Regions from separate parts of the Homo sapiens genome. Here region 1 is linked to region 2. The links are chromatin contacts, found by Hi-C in ENCODE. All regions are on one chromosome and are shown on one strand. The core of a region is the stretch at or near the end of the contact, and the rest is flanking DNA. Distances in the headings are between cores, read along the strand shown. Region 1 holds the start of PPP1R3A (protein phosphatase 1 regulatory subunit 3A). Region 2 holds the start of FOXP2 (forkhead box P2).

The links. A loop is a pair of places that touch in the nucleus more often than their neighbours do. Pooled maps may share reads with other maps.
Region 1: a map of gastrocnemius medialis shows a loop between it and region 2 (4-fold over the local background). The contact joins the promoter of PPP1R3A here to the promoter of FOXP2 in region 2. A Hi-C loop is called at or near these places in 1 of 168 maps with a recorded cell type or tissue (gastrocnemius medialis) and 2 of 50 pooled maps.

What each region holds. Positions count from the first base shown.
Region 1 is chr7:113,917,660-113,920,359 of GRCh38, forward strand. PPP1R3A (protein phosphatase 1 regulatory subunit 3A) reads right to left here and starts at 1,350. Exons shown (of 4, transcript NM_002711.4): 1 at 556-1,350. The coding sequence starts at 1,337.
Region 2 is chr7:114,413,426-114,416,125 of GRCh38, forward strand. FOXP2 (forkhead box P2) reads left to right here and starts at 1,390. Exons shown (of 17, transcript NM_014491.4): 1 at 1,390-1,935.

The DNA.
Region 1 (2,700 bases), core at 100-2,599, 500 kb before region 2:
TGTTAATCATTAAGGTCATTTCTTTTATAATTTAAATTAACATGTATCACTTCAAACATCCCTGTATAACTCAAAACAGTTATGAAGAAGTTCTTTGCAGCTTTTGGGAGAAGTTTACAAATTTCTGAGAACTAGATACATATTGAAATATAGTTTTATGTTAATCAAAACTGTTTCAAAGGAAAGCATAGACATTTAAAAACGACTGAAAATAAAAGTACTTTAAATGTCAAAGTAAATAATTTTATATGTGAATAATCTAGATTTCATGGTTTGAGCAGGAATAATTTATAACTCATTAGGCAAGTAATATACACAGTGCACTTCTCTCCCAACCTATTGCATTACAGCCATATTTTTTCTCACATTTGTAGAAAGGGTTACACAGTGCTATTATTTGAATAGCTTTGACCTTGTTAAAGCCTGGCACCATTGTTTTTTACATAGCAAGCAGTATATTTTTAAATAGAGTCACTTTCTTACAACACATGAAATAAAGAATGACATAAAAACTTTAAGATTGTGAATAATAAAATATGTAAGATATATCCTCACCTTGATTTTACCTTTAAGCAGCCTTTTATTTGTCTGTTAGGAACTTCTTTCCATGGTTTTACAGGCTCCGGCTCTTGTTCTTTCTTTTGACAAATGAATGTATAATTTGTGCCATTATTATTTGACCAAAATGTACCAACAGAAGTTTCATAACGTATACAAAACTCAACTTTACTGCCATCTTTTTGATAAGGAGGAACCAATACAATCTTAAAGGAGAACTGGTCAGTTTCACCATCACATGAATTAGGAACATATTCTGCTAAAATGTCATAATGTGTCTGCCAGTCATCTAAAGACATTCTTACATATACTAACTTCTCAAAAGAAACATTCAAAACTCGAATAATACCCTTGATACTTGTAGACCCAAGAAGAGACTCAGTTGACTCCAGTATTGCTTTCTGTATTTGGAGTTGTTGCATAAGATCTTCTTTTGAAGAAGGCAAGTCAAACAGTGGGGCTAAAACATATTCTTCTGTGTGGAAAATGTCCGTCCCTAAGTCAAAAGTGGTTGAAGCACTCGGTAATTCCCAGCAATCAAATTCTTTAACAGACACAAGATTGAATCCAAAGGAATCAGCAAATGAAACTCTTCTAGTACCTGAAGATGGGGTATCCAGGTATATGTCTTCAGAAGAATCAGAACCTCGTCTACTTGGTTGAGGGGAGAAACCAGGTTGGAAAGTAACTTCTTCATCTTCACAAAGAGAGTCAGATAAATTAGGAACTTCTAAAAAATTATCTTTGCTAATCTGACTAGGTACTTCAGAAGGCTCCATTGGGCTCTCTGATATCAAATAAGAGAGAACTGTACGACTAGTAGAGGCTGACATTTGAGATACTGAGGCTTAAAATAGGTATAATGTTACAGTTGACATTGCAAAAAGAACTCAGCTCTATAAATAGGTCCAATGGCGTGTCAACTATGCTAGCCTGCAACCCTGCTAGCCTCCCCCTAAAGGCCTTGCATATGATAGCATCCATGCTACTCCCACCAGTATGTTTCAGATTTAACTGGCAGTTTTTAAAGCTGTATTTGTTTATGAGCTAAGTTCCAAACAGATATTTTTAAATCATGTTCTGCTGTATTGGAAATCCTGGAACTTTAGGATAAAAATATTATTTTAATTAGTTGATGTTAAAAATGAAAATGTGGATTTTTTTTAAATAAAATAAAAGTAGTATCACAATACTGAATATGTAGTTTGGACTAAATTAATCCATGGAGCAGGTAAGTGCAAACAGGGAAAGATAAGAACATTTATAGAACTGAAGAGATCCAGAGCCTACTAATAATGACAGCTATCATTTTCAGGGATTTATAAATGTATAGCTTTATTACAAAAGGGTTAAATAGAGGTGCTGAAAGTTCTGAGGAAGGAAACATGATTCAGATGGGGAAGGTATCATTTTAAATAAAGCATGAAGGGTAGGTGGAATTTAGACATGCAAGGTTGGAGCAAGGCAGATTGTCCAGGTAGAAGAAATAACCCAAGCAAAAGCCTAGAACAAAGAAGTAATCAAATTCATTATTTTAAACATTAGTACATTTATTTTAATTAAGCCATGGGAAAATACAGATAAGACATGTTATTGATTTACAAATATAAGTGGGCAAAGGTAAGCCTGATCCAGGACTAATACATCTACGTAGAATAAAATGTTCTTTTGCAAATGGCCATTTTATGCCCACAAAGCAGAAGTTGATACCATCACACCTTGAAATTCAATATGAGTTTTAAAGTATGAACAGCCTGCTTAAACTGTCACGTTTTTTTTATGTCATAAAACCCAAGTTGGGGGATGGTCATTTTGGTAAAAACCTATAAAAATTTAACTGCACACAATTTGACCGAGAAATGCCCCAGCTAGAAATTTGCTCTGTCAGTATGGGAAAGTATACAAAGATAAATAGAGATCTATGTTCATAACAGAATTGTGCGTTTAACAGTCTCTACAAACCTGTTAAATGTCCCTCTCGAAAGAGCATTGGATAAATAACCCATACAATAGAATGTTTTAGAAGGATAAAGTAGCACTTTATGTGCTAATATGGAAAGATAACCAAGATAAATGGCTAAGTGATAAAAAAGAAAATGTGTACAGATATGTACATAGAAAACTCCTGAAAGGATACAAAAG
Region 2 (2,700 bases), core at 140-2,639:
TTTACAGGTACTTGCCTATTGCATGAGTTTCCTGTGTTTAAATTTTGGTTTAAAAAAAAACCAATATAAACATACTTTTAATGAGTGAATTATTTAACTATAAAATGAAAAAAATTGCTAACAGAATATTAAACGGTTTTGTATCACAGAGCTAAAGAATAAGTGCTTTCAGTTCCTTTCAGGGGAGGTGGAGAAATAGTGCAGCCTCAGGGGTTGAAGGTGAAATGTGAAATTTGCTGTAATTACTTACCCAAAATGTCTGTATTAAAGGCTATTAGAAGCAGTTATTTTAAGTACTTCTTTATACATCTTTCCCTCTTCTGTTTAGTATTTAAATGTGCAACAAAAGTAGTGGCAGATGTTACTCATCTGAAGAAACTAAAACAAGATAAGTCAGTGGCAGGAGTGGTGGCCGGTTAAAGATCTCTTCGAAGTGCTTTGTTCAGTAACTGTTGTTTTGTCTCACATTAAGTTGTAGGTGGGGTGCTGTTAAAGCTTGTCCACTCACGATGGTGTTCAGCTGAGACCTGTGAGTTCAAGTTGTCTTGCCCAGAGTTAAAGGCCATAAAACTAAGACAGTGTCGTTCCTGTCTTGGGTGTAACTCCTAAAAAACTAGTCAGTTCTTGCAATAGGAGGAAAATTATTGCAAATAAACCTTTGATTTACCAGCTTCAGTAAGTTGTTCATTCTGTCTCTGTAGCTGTAGTTTTTACCTTAACAGTTTGAGGCTACCATTTCTCTTCCTTTCATGCTTATGGGGTCCACACAAACCCTGCTAGGCTACCTACAGTATAAAATCTTAAAACTCCATGTGGTGTTGTGAGCTGGTAGCAGATGGACTTTCTTTTGCATCTGCTGTGTACAGACTTGGCTTTGTACTCTTTTCCTGGGGGAGAGAAAGTCTTTCTTCTCTGCTAGTTGATTCCTGTTTTTGTGAAACAGCTAAGAAAACATCTGTGGCAGGCAGAAAAATTGACAAAGGATTGACAAACACCATTAGCTGAAAATTTTCCATTTCATTGCAACTATGCATTGTTTACTTTACTGTAAATATCTTAATACATCATCCTCTGAATATGCTGGCAGAGAAGCTGGAGAACTGTGATTTCAATTAAGGTTAGTAATTGATGGTATCTAGTGTTCAAAGGCTGAAGCTTGATTAACATCTGCTTGGACAAATTGTCATTGTGAAGTGGTTTTGATGTGCATTGAAGATTATTTCTTTCTGGCTTATCTGATGTTGTGGCTGTGAAATGCTTGTCTTGGGTTTGCTTATTTTTGTAAACTACTTCCTTTGGCTGTAAATTGCAGAGCACTGGAGCTTTACCAAAAGTGCAGTGTATAATGGTAAGCTTGTCCTAATAAGGGAAGCAAGAAGTGTATTTATCACAGACATGAAAGCTAACCGAGGACTTGAGAGACTCAAACTGGTGCTTTTGTCTCTCTCTCTCTGTCTTTCTCTCTCTCACACACACACTCACACACTCACACACATGCACACACACACATACACACACACAAAAATGAAGCACTTACTTTAGAAAGATTATGGTAAGCATGCTGGCTCAGTCTTGAACCTTTGTCACCCCTCACGTTGCACACCAAAGACATACCCTAGTGATTAAATGCTGATTTTGTGTACGATTGTCCACGGACGCCAAAACAATCACAGAGCTGCTTGATTTGTTTTAATTACCAGCACAAAATGCCATCAGTCTGGGACGTGATCGGGCAGAGGTGTACTCACAGTAGTGTAAATACTGCTGTAAATAGTTGTCTGATGGTGGCTTTGACAGTGAGCTAGCTTCTGAGTTTTCCCTTCTTTTTATACTGTTTTCTGTGCTGGCTTTTTTGAATCTTCCTAATTTTTCATCTCTTTAACAAACTCCTATGAAGTTGAAACCGGGAAGTTTGCTCTAACATTTCCAGAGAAGGTACGTTACTTTTTGCTAAGAGAATATCTGTAAGAGTTTAGAGAGGGGTGGGATTTTACGATTGCTTTACTGGTAGATTTGGCAATTGCTTTACTTTTTTTTTTTTCTGAGACTGTAGCTCATTGAAATGAACTAGAGCATTGTATCTGTTTGCGAGGGAAAAGCCGGGAGACCAGACACAGGAACTGTTTTTGATCTGTCAGTAGCGTAATGTAGATTTAAGCTATCACTAGTAAAGACAGCAAATAAAGAAGGCCTCTTTTGTATTAAAAAAAAATCTGCAAGATCTTGAGAAGAATAAAGACAGGGTTCCTGCTTTCATGGTTTGATAATAACCATGTCATCTTGCTTTTAGTAAATGCCCCAGTATGTGTCAGGGCGCAAGTTTTTGAAAAGGGAGTTTGACCACACGTTTGGGTGCCTCTCTGTGCCGTGCTGTGTAGAGCAGATGTTTATTTTGTGCTAAAGGGGAAACTCTTTTTGCTAAGCTTGTACAAACATGAAAGGAGTCAGGGCTCAGATGATCTTTGTAGTTTTATATGCATGTTCATGATTTTATTAAAAATTGGTTGGTGGGTCTTTTTCAAATCACTGATTGTGAAGAAATATATATATTTCCAGGAATACACATTGTGAATTGATGAGTAATTTTTAGAAACTGCATTATATTTCTTCAAATAGGTGTGATAGTTTAATACTCGTGTCAGTTAAAAAGGTAGCTTGGCTGGGCTATAAATTACCATTTCTGCACTTTTCATTCTGTCT